Linked DNA regions of Homo sapiens: region 2 is linked to region 1. Evidence: chromatin loops called from intact Hi-C (ENCODE). Cell type or tissue: chondrocyte. All regions are shown on one strand. Links, peaks and the distances in the headings refer to the core of each region. The heading gives the core; the rest is flanking DNA.

Evidence for each region. Hi-C counts contacts between places; a loop is a spot of excess contacts. Peaks named below come from ENCODE experiments on the same cell type or tissue, not always from the same donor. Only the 100,000 strongest peaks of a DNase experiment are listed, where the experiment ranks them.
Region 2: a loop joins it to region 1, with 2.7 times the contacts of the local background. A loop is called at or near these places in 13 of 110 quality-filtered maps.

The regions. Positions count from the first base shown.
Region 1 is chr14:58,069,236-58,075,371 of GRCh38, forward strand. The region is part of intron 5 of ARMH4 (armadillo like helical domain containing 4); the gene reads right to left. Among named protein-coding and RNA genes, the nearest start is that of ARMH4, 80 kb to the right of the region's middle. RefSeq lists enhancers at 3,376-3,670, 3,402-3,451. In chondrocyte, for the core only: CTCF peaks have their summits at 3,553 (motif pointing left) and 3,757; no DNase peak of the experiment used is centred there.
Region 2 is chr14:57,863,610-57,869,177 of GRCh38, forward strand. SLC35F4 (solute carrier family 35 member F4) reads right to left here and starts at 2,483. Exons shown (of 8, transcript NM_001306087.2): 1 at 2,114-2,483. The coding sequence starts at 2,216. In chondrocyte, for the core only: no CTCF peak of the experiment used is centred there; a DNase peak (open chromatin) is centred at 1,902.

The sequences.
Region 1 (6,136 bases), core at 621-5,620:
TGCATGTATGCAGAGTACGTTCATTCATTTATTTTAGTAATCAACAATCACTTATTGAGCCCTGAAAATGTGCTATATGCTATGATAGATCATAGGCAATACAACCATGAATATGGCATAAATTTTCTGCCTTCAAGTAGCTCACAATCTCATATGACAGACATTTAAAAATACAATATAACACTATGAATAAAGGACTGTACAAGTATAAACAAGGAAGTAATAGATTAATGAGAATTCTCCCAAATAAGATGACAGTTTCATCTGATAGGGAACAATGGGTAGGCCAAGGGAGAAGTTGGAAAGGGAATTCCAGACATAGAGATCTGGATATGCAAAATCTTAGAAACATGAAAGAACACTGCATGCTCAGGTTAAAAAGAGTTTGGTGGCAGGGATATAAAGTATGCAGACGGCAAGAGAAGAGGCATTCAAAGGTAAGGCTACAGGAAGGGAAATTTGACGTACAGCATCAAAGGCCATGCAAAGGAAATTCATTTTATCCTATAGGTAATATAGGTAGCCAACACAAGGATTTCATTTAAATGGGACCATGCTGTCTTATTCAAATTGATCATCTCTCAGAACCTGTTATAACACCCATTCACACCATAAATATTTGTTCAGTGGAGTTGCTGATACTCAATTAACATAATAAGATTTGTGTTTTAGAAAGATATCTCTGAACACAGTGTGGAGAAGGGACTGGAAATAGAGGAACTGCAAGCAAGAAAGAACATCAGTAAAGAGGCTCCTGCAATAGTTTGGGCAAGACATGATGCTGGCTGAAGGCAAGGAGGATGGCAAAGAAGGGTAAATTGAACAGTCACTCTTAGGAGACAAAATGAATGGGGCTTTGCTACTGAGTGGATGCGAGAACCGAGTGAAGCAGAGAAGAATTAGAGATGGCACCCAGATTTCTAACTTAGACAATGAGGGTTCCCAAATGGCTCAGTTTCCTTAACAGCTCAAAGAGGAGGAAGAAGGTGATAAGCTCCAGATCGCATGCAGGTGGCAGGGCTGTACTTGAATAGGGGTTAGGTCACCTCTTTCTTTGAGTCAAAAAGGAAGGTGGGCCCAAATACACTGGGGGTGAGCACAGAGGAAAAATGAAGGGGTTTCTACATGCTGACCTCACATCAGGCCCCTTTTTACAGATGAAAACAGTAAAGGCTCAGAGCAACTAAGAGTCACCCAAGACCACACCATAAATTAATAGCAAGGCTAGAGCAATAAGAAGTTTCCCCATGGCTCCTCCCAGAATATTACAATGTTTCCCTTTACAAGTTAGGACAAGACCAAACACTTCAATTTCCTGGACATAAAAATGGCAAGGGGTTCATCTACAAAAGCTAAGAAGAACTGTGTACAATTAGGCCTTTCACTGTTCTGAATGTCCAGCTCTTGGCAAAAGCACATTATGGAGAAGAATGGGGTATCCATCCCCTCAAGCTTTTATCCTTTGAGTGACAAACAGTCCAATTACACTCTTTAAGCTATTTTAAAATGTACGATTAAATTATTATTGACTATAGTCACCCTGTTGTGATACCAAATAGTAGGTCTTCTTCATTCTATTTTTTTATTTTTTTGTACCCATTAACCATCCCCAGCTCCCTTGAATCCTCCACTACCCTTCCCAGCCTCTGGTAATGATCCTTCTACTCTCTATGTGCATGAGTTCAATTATTTTGATTTTTAGATCCCACAAATAAATGAGAACATGTGATGTTTGTCTTTCTGTTATTTTGTAACCTGATACATTTGAACACTTATTTTCTTTATTCTAAGAAAAATGGTTATAGTCCTACTAGCCTTGAGGCCATACCTTTTATAATGTGAAAAATAAATGTTCTTTTGGATGAATAAGGTGAGTGCAGGCCCCAGAGTCAAGTAAAATATATATATATAATATACGTTATATATATTATATACAATAGTACGGGTAATAATTATAATAAGGAACTTTTGCAATGACAATGATAAAAGAGGCAAGAAAAGTTGTTAATGATTCATCAGAACACATTTCTGCTATCTTTTCAATACATACAATTTTTTTGGTCTCCTGGCTTTACTCATCCAAAAATCAGTATTTGGAACTCTTAATAAATTGAGTTTAGGGTTTTGAAAATATAATTCATGAGTCACTAGAGATAGAGCAAATACCGATAGAATAACTTCATGTTTCTTATCAATATTTCCTTCTTCATTATCTTCTTAAAATGTCCAAGACCTAATGCAATAGCCAGTTCTTTATTGCCAGTCAGGTCATATAACTGGTGCCAAATTGGCTCCCACTTGTGTTTTAGGCTGACTTTGACTTCCTGATAGAAACTGAAGCTTTTTTTTTTAACTCAAACACCCCAGTGAGGAGTAAATGTAGAAATAAGGGAAAGACAGACTGCTTCAACATTTGATTTTATCTTTCATATATCATATGCTAATAAAATAATCAAGAGTATTTGTCAAAGTATTTGACAAGACACTAAGCAGTTTTCAGTATCTCAAGAGAGATATAATGACAGCAATATAAATCATGATTAACCCTTTAGGTATTTCAAATTATCTAAGTAAAATCAGGAGGAAGGATATTCTTTATGCATTTCAAATAGTGCTGACGACAAGGGAGATAAAATGCACCATGACAAGAACCTGTGCGAATGTCGGATGGAGTAAAGGAATCCAGATGCTGTCTTTCTAATTTGTGCCCCATGGGCACCTTTTTACATGCTATTTTATGCAAGAGATCATCTCTGACCCCTCAACTCAGTTTCCCTTGTTGTCTCCTTCTATTTCATCTAGTGCATTTCCTATGATTATACTAATCTTGCTGTACTATAATTTTTTGTATTACCTCTTTAATTGCCTGTCTCCCCACCAGAGAGTAAGCTCCAAAAAGCCAGACTATCACTACTGTTTATCATTGTAAGCCTAAAGCCTAGCAAGTCCCTCACAAGTTGTAGGCACATAGGAAGTATTCGTTGAATGAATGAATGGATAGATGGATTGCAAGGTTTACAGAAGCAACTTTTTTTTCTGAAGAGACTTATTGATTATAAGACGTCACATTTTAAAAGATAAACAATAGTATGTAATGAAGGATTTGGGTTTGGGGTGGGAAAGAAATCTAGATAACTAATTGTAATAGCTACTTTCAATTGTAATAGCTCCTTTCCTTTTCCCTCTAATAGAATCCTTTTGGGCCGGGCACGGTGGCTTATGCCTGTCGTCCCAGCACTTTTGGAGGCGGAGGTGGGTGGATCACCTGAGGTCAGGAGTTCAAGACTAGCCTGGCCAACGTCGTGAAACCCCATCTCTACTAACAACACAAAAAAAATTAGCCGGGTGTGGTGGTGTGCACCTGTAATCCCAGCTACTCAGGAGGTTGAGGCAGGAGAATTGCTTGAACCCAGGAGGCGGAGGTTGCAGCGAGCCGAGATCGCACCACTGCATTCTAGCCTGCGCAACAGAGTGAGACTCCATCTAAAAAAAAAAAAGAATCCTTTTGGCCAGAGCGTTCCTTTTTAGTTGACTGCAGCGACACCTACTGCTGAGTTCAAGGAAGAGCCATCTTTTAATTTGCTGATGGTAGGTGGTGCCTGAGACAAGACCACAGGGTGTTTGGATGTCACCCTGTCATCATGCATAATGATTCTTACAGACAGGTATCCCCATTCCATGGAGAAAATACTTCTGTGTATATTTCATTAACATATCACAGTAAATTAGGGACAGAGCCCTAAATAGCAACTTCTGGCTACAGCGCCCCTCCTTGGGGGCTTGCTCAAATAAGCAGAAGGGACGATATCACATACATTTGCCTCACTAGAGGAAATGCATAGCAAACACAGTTCCTCTTTATCTGAATACCACCTTTATGTCTATATTTGGCTTCATGAAATTCCCACCTCTTTGGGAATTTGCCCCATAAAAATATGGCAACTCCAAGCTAAATAAATGATGAGAAGAAGAAAAGAAACACACCAAAAGCCTAGAGTAGTATAAGGAATCATTCTTATGCCATTTTTAAAAAATAAAAAACTGTTGTTTTTCTAGTGTCCCTTGTTCACTTAAGAAGTCACTCTGTGTTATCCTCATCACTAAAGTCAATCTGCTGGTTATGCTATAAAAAGTATAAAAGATACTAGAGGCTGCTTTGATTGTGATTACACTCAAACATATCCCAAGCTGCTGTCCTCTTTATCAGGTTGTTCTATTACTGAACACCTATTCTGGTGTGGGCACATTCATGTTCACTGACTTTGAGTTCTAAAGTAGTTATTATCCTAACAAGCAATCAACTGTTACTTCCTCTTAAGCTCCTCACTTAATCAGAAAGGATGGGTTTATTTACTTCACTGGGAAAAAAAAATAGTCTTCTAACCTTGCAATCTACTTTTAGACAGACTTTTTTGTTCAACGTATGCTCAGAAGACATAAGATGATGTGACTACTACTAGCTCAATGGAGTTCTTTGTTTAAGCAGATCAAAGAGAAGAGACGTGAGAAATCAAGGAAACCACCCGGAAGCCCTAGACCTGGCCTTTCTGCTCACTATCTGTGCTCTTGGAGCAAGTTATGAACTATCCTGAGCCTCAGTGTCCTCAACAGTAAATGGTAACACTAATAACTCCCTGTTTATCTCAATGCTAGGGTTGTTAGAATTATTAGAGGAACAAACAAGATGTGTGCTAAAACATGTAGTAAACTACAAAAAGGCCATACAAATTTAACAAAGTATCATCTCAAATCCCAAAATTGAATCATTGAGGTTTTATTATATTTGCCTTTCTCTTGATAAACCAACAAGCACATTTAAAAGGCTAAGTACAACAAGCAGCCATAAAAATTCAGAATTTAAGAATGCAGGAAACCTGAAATTCACCTTGATTCAAGCTTTTGCTTAAGATGAAGTAATTGCAGGGATAAACTCATGGGGACAACCTCATGCCAGGCTGCAAGTCCCATGCAGCCAATTGATTCTCACAAGATGATTTCACTGGTTTTTGTCAAGTTTTTCTATCTGTAACTAACTTATGCTTGCAATTCATCTACCATTTGACAAGTGGAGTTGTACCCTAACCCACTCTTTTCCCAATAAATTTATGAACATTAAATCAGATATGTAATCTACTGTTAAACTATTCCTTATCCTGATATGAATTATATTCATTAAACTGAAGCTTCTCTCCGCTTTGGCAGTGGATGCAACACAGTTCTTTTTTTTTTTTTTTAGTTTAATTTGCAGTATTAACATTACTCCATCACTTTAAGTCTAGACAATCAACAAAACAGTAAATCAAGCTCTGATTTGTAGTATTTATTAATTTCTGTGGTGTAAATCCTCCCACCATGGCCAATTTCCAACCACCAATATGACATCACAGAATGCAGAGTTGGGAAAAGATACACAGTAGCACACCATGATGCGGTTTTCCACCATACCATGCAATAGACGTAAATAGCCTCGAAAGCCCAGACAGAAGTAACATGTAGTAAAATAATTAGGAAGTGAAGAGTTTTGAGCATATGAAAATATTGTAATATAATTTATTTAGTTGTAAATTTATATAATTTGATTTCTATTAATGGCTAAGTTTAAGAGCTGACTTTAAAAATTCCCAAAAGTTTTAACCATTAGCTCTTGCAATTCAATATGTGCTGGCTCCAGCACAGTGCTGGAAGGAACTCACAAAATTATGAGAGGGATGTGGCTTTATATATTAAGAGCCGCATCTTCTGCAGCCAACAAACATATGAAAAAAGCTCATCATAACTAGTCACTAGAGAAATGCAAATCAAAACTGCATTGAGATACCATCTCATGCCAGTTAGAATGGCGATCATTAAAAAGTCAGGAAACAAAACAACAGATGTTGGAGAGGATGTGGAGAAATAGGAATGTTTTTACACTGTTCGTGGGAGTGTAAATTAGTTCAACCATTGTGGAAGACAGTGTGGTGATTCCTCAAGGATCTAGAACTAGAAATACCATTTGACCCAGCAATCCCACTACTGGGTATATACCCAAAGGATTATAAATCATTCTACCATAAAGACTCATGCACACATATGTTTATTGCGGCACTGTTCACAATAGCAAAGACTTGGAACCACCCAAATGCCCATCAATGAT
Region 2 (5,568 bases), core at 1-5,000, 210 kb before region 1:
ACTGGTTTGCTTCAGTGTGTTTGTTTACTAGTTGAAGCCTGCATTAGGACAGGATTATTTCATGGTGCTCGGTTCCCTGGCCCTCCTCCAGCTTTCTCCTCTCTCAATCTCTCACTGTGCAAAATAGCAATCTTTCTCTACTTCCGAAAGCATGAGCATCCTGAGATTTATCTGACTATCACTTAATTCTCTCTTCTTGTGAGATTCTCTGCCTTCACTCTTTTAACTCTACGGTCTGAACTTAGGTAGGTAAGTGCCCATCACAAATAACCATGCCAAGTTAATCTTTATCCCTTTTGGCTACCAGTTATAGCCTTGGCCAGTGCTCTTCCCTTTTTTTGTCCTGTTATTGTGTTGCAAATGAAGCATGTGCAGCTATTTGAGCAAGTACAAAAATATAATATGAACATGTTCTTATCTAAAATGTCACTTTTTCAGTATTCTTTTTGGGTTGTTCATTGTTAGCCAAAGTTCCATTGTCATAAAAATTACAATAATAAACCACCCTGAGTCTTGTAATTTCACACACAGCTTCTACATTCTCTAAGCCACTAAAATCCCATGGTTCCTAATTAAAATATTCAAAGGTGAAAGTCAAGTAATTTCCACAAGATATATTAGTTCCTTTACTTATGTTTCCAGGGTTAAAAAAGAAATCCTTTGCCAATAAAAAAGGAGAAGTTTTTGAGTGTATAGTACTTCAAAGGGCATTCCACAGTGTGTTATTTTCTTTCCAGAAAATTCTAACACTATATAATTACTTTTGTATGGAAAATGAATAATTTAAGCCCCTAATGCTAAAAACAGCTAGACAGAAACCATCCAAATCAGATAGGCCTTTCCTGAAACCAGATGAAATATCGAACTAGAAAATATCTGTGTGAGAACAGCCCATGGAACAAAGCTCTTGAATTATTATTCAATAGAGAGGAAGCATGGTAGGGGAGAAAGTTACATGAAAAAATAGTGTTTTCTTGTCTTTGTGCCGGAATTTTTGTGGGTCCCACGCATCACAGAAACTGTAATGTTGATTGCACCCCAAATGTCATAGAAAAATACGTATCAGAAATGCATCTAGGAGCTTCCAAGCTTCTGACAACAATAACGGCAAAAACATCAATTAAGCTTCATCTGTTGCAACAGAAATGCATTGATAAAGAAAAAAGCGAAAGCCCACCTGCATAGAAACTAAACCGCAGCTACTCCTCCAATTCGAAGAAAAATGAGCTGCACTTCAGTCGCCAGTAGAACTAATCCCAGCAAATATAGCTAGTGGGTTTGTGTACTGGGGGAGGGGGACTGCGAGCAGAGCACACCTCATCGCCCTCCCACCAAAACTGGTCCAAAAACGTGAAAGCATCCACGCCGCATGACCTCGCTTAGCTGGAAGAAAGCGGTGACCGCGACGTGCGGCGGGGGCGGGTGGCCCTGTCGCCTCCCCTTCTCAGACCCCCCCCCCCCACGCCCCCAGTCTTTTGCACGGGTCTCTGGCTCCAAGCTCTGGGGCTCGGAGACCTGAGCAGGTTCTTTTCTCTTCCCAGGGTGAAGAACCTCCTAAAGATACTGTAACCGGAGTAACTCCCGCGCTGGCAGCGTCTCAACAGCCCGGAGTGAACGAGCTGACCCCACCAGCGCCGGGACCCACGTCTGGGTCGGCCGCCCCCGCCAGCCCCACCCCCGAGCCTCCCCAGCCTGCGTCCCCAGCGCCCCGCACGCAGTAGGGGCTTTCGGGGCATGTATCCCCTAGGGCTGACTTTCCGCTAAGTGAACAGCCATGTTAGCCTCCTCCGGGCGTAAATCCACCAGGGTGAGCCGGCCAACGGCGGTCAGGAGCGCTCACCAGGTCCCCTCCGCACCTCCCCCCAAGGCTACGACTGTTTCCAAACTCCTGGGCGCACCCAGCCGGGCCCCTTGCCCTCTCACGGTTCAGCACCGAGGACAGCGGACATACTTTTCTCCCCGGGGGGTCCCCGCCGCCAGGAAGGCGGTGTTGACAGCGTCCGCAGGGCTGCAGGTGTCCGTACCGCGCGCCCGCCCGTCCGCATCCCCGCGGCACCCCTGCGCGCCCACCTCCCTTCCCCGCCTCGCGCAGGGCAGCCGCGCGGCGTCTTACTTTTCTGGCTGGAGTAACCTGGATAATAGCCATAGTAGCCGGTGATCCGCAGGATCCGGTCCTCGATAGTGGCCACCCCGTTGGGGGCCGCCTTGACATCCATAGAGAGCGCGGGGCGACGGCCCCGAGTGCGGCGGGGCGGAGAGCGCAGCGCGGGGCCCGGGAGCTGGTGCAGGTGCCGGAGCCGCTGGTGCTGATCTTGCAGCTCCTGCTCCCGCGCCCGGGCTCTGACTCCACCGCCCGGCGCAGCACCGGCTCCGCATCACAGCGGCGGCGGCGGCGGCGGCGGCGGAGCGGCCCCCACTCGGGCCGGCCTCTCCGTCAGCCTGGCAGCTCTCCCGCGCGCCACCCGGAGCACTGCTGCCCGAATAGCGCCCCCTCACCTCCGACGCCCACCGTGGCCGGGGGCGGGTGTGGGCGCCCCACCTGGTCGCCAGCTTTCATCATTAACCCTTGCGCGATCCTTCCCGAAAACTAGACACCCCAACCCCACCTGATGAAAGGGATGTTTGGTCAGTGGGGCGCGAGAGGAGAAGGCGACGGTGGCCAGGGGCTCAGAGAAGGGTGTTGGGAGTGGGAGAAACCCAAGAGGGACTCATAGCTGTTAATGCGAGGCATTAACTCTGTCGCTCGGGGAGAAGACACTTCTGGGGCGCCCCGGGACTCGGTCCACGCTTGGCGTCTACACCACCTCTGGTCTGCTGATATGCAAGCATTCCCCCGCGTTAGTCAGTCCTTGCAACTTGTCTAGAAGACTGGGAATCTTTTTTTATGAAATGACAAGAAAATTAGTTCCCGGCAGGTGGTATATGGAGTGATTATCCAGGTTTTGCAGACGCAAAGACTGTAAGTGTTCAAGCGCTCAAGTCTGACTGTCCATACGGACCCTCCATCCTGCCACTGAAAAATGTCAAAGGCTTAGAAGATTCAGCTGCACACAGCACGTTTATTTTTCCAATTTCAAATGCTCTGAGGAGAAATGATTTTCTCCTTTATTGCCAAAAATATCAGGAGGGAAGTCCTTCAAACTGTAAATATCTGGACGAGTGAAAGTCTTAGCTACAGTCTAGAGCCTTTCCATTAGAGCAGAACATCCTTGAAGCTGTGTGTTCAGAGCGAACACCCTCCCCTCAGGTGTGGGACTCTTCTGCTTTAGCCAGAGACCCAATGGGTTAGGGTCAGTGAGCAGTGGAGACGATTCCTCTGTTCATAGTCTGCAGACACAGCTTCCTGCAAATAATAATAATAATAATAATAATAATAATAATAATAATAATAATTTTCAAAGTTTCATCTCAGAAATGAAAAGGTGGAGGTGGAGGGTTAGTGGAGGGGAGGGTCAGCTCATCAGCTTAGAGGCAATTTAGGTCCACCTTCCGTGCAGAGCTGGCTTAAGACATCCCTGCCAGGTTTCATATTACTAAAGCTTAGGGAGAAGAAAAAAAGAGAAACAAAAGTCGACTTCAATGCCCCTCTCAGAAACCTCCAGAGAACCTATCACACCATCCTGCCTCCAAGCATTTTCCACATTGTGTGTGGGCCCTTAAGAAGGAAGAAATATGCAAATTTTTTTTCTAAAAGGTAAATTAGGTTTAAGCATATGAAAACGCAATATTAAATTTTACAATATGTTTTGGGTTTTCATCCAAACACAAAGCTTAGCACGGGATCTTGAGAGTGGAGTCAATCTGAGATTATTGTGGCTGGAAGGAGAGTTCATAAAGAAACCAATTTCCTCCTACACCTGTTTTCTGGGCTAGGAAAGATGGAAGGGTGGAAAGAGCTAAAAGGTCAAAAGGAACTAAAAGGAAAAACCAACACTAGTGCAGTGATGGGGAGCTAGCCATATAAAGCAAAAATGAAAGCGTTATGCCTTTACACCCCCCCCCACGTGAAATAATATTCAGCACACTTTTGTTAGTTTTATTATTTCTGTGGCAAAATTATATCAAATGCATGTATTGCACATGGTAAAATGTGTTCATCACATATAATTTTAAATGTCACTTTTGTTTGAAGTTTCTATGAAAGATAAATTTTCCAATATTACATATATTATATATTTTGATAATAGCCATCATAATCCATAGCACATTAATATATATATCAGTAAGAGAGAAATTAGGAAACAATTCAAGCAAAAACCTTCTGATGTAACAGGAATATATATGTATACACATACATACACACACACATATGCAGACTTAAAAACAAGTGGTTTTTCCCATTGCTTATAACTTATCTTGCCATAATTAATGTACTTAAATTATAAATAACAATTACCGTGTAAGTCATTACCTTCTTCCTGCTTTTGCTTTATTTTCATAAATCTCCATAGAAGTAGATAAAAATGTATTTAACTGGATCTGATCATTCATATAAACAGTAAATTCAGCATAAATTTAAATACTACAATGTAAACATACCCGCAAGAGTCTATGTTTTCTTTTGAAAAAGTAAAAATTTTCAGACTGACCTGGAAATAAATTTTAAAATAGCAAAGCACTTACAAATCTCTCTATAATCATCTGTAATAGGATGACCAAAATAGTAAATGCCAGCAAGTGCTATAATCTAGGCCACACTTTTAATGGAAGGAACTGAAATCCTACAATTATAAATTGATAAACAGTCAAAGGTAAATTTCTGCTAGTCATGAACACTCTTGGCATATATGATAAAAGATGTTTTAATCTTTCAATAGTCATTTTAGACGTTATTAACAATTTACAGAAATTATTTTGAAGAAAGGATAATTTTTTTTTTTTTTTGAGACAAAGTCTCACTCTGTCACCCAGGCTGGAGTGCAATGGTGCAATCTCGGCTCACTGCAACCTCCGCCTCCCGGGTTCAAGTGATTCTCATGCCTCAGCCTCCGGAGTAATTAGGACTACAGGCACCCGACACCACGCCCAGCTAATTTTTTTGTATTTTTAGTAGAGATGGGGTTTCACCATGTTGGCCAGACTGGTCTCGAACTCCTGACCTCAGGTGATTCACCAAAGTGCTGGGACTACAGGCATGAGCCACCGTGCCCGGCGGAAGGAAGGATAACTTTTAAAGCATTTTTATGTTTGCATGTTTAGTCTACCAGTTTTCACAAACCCAAATATTCAAATTTACAAACTATGAGTTGCAATGTATGCCTCAAATCTATTCTGAAAGAATAAAGAAAAGACACAACTTAATAAATGAAGATTGAAGGTCATTATTTGATTCATAAAATAGTTTATCATGATAGCCCTTCACATAGCCAGTTTCTCTAGTAGTTGTAAATTATAATTCGATTTGTTATAAAACAAAATTTGTTTTTTGTGCGCTCTTCAGGAATTTTTTAATGCATCAAGCAGAGGGTATCTATCTGTGATCCCAGATGAGTTTTGATATATGAGCCATATGGATTTTGATCATCTGATCAAATCAGATTAGCTATTTATACTAATTGAGTATACAAT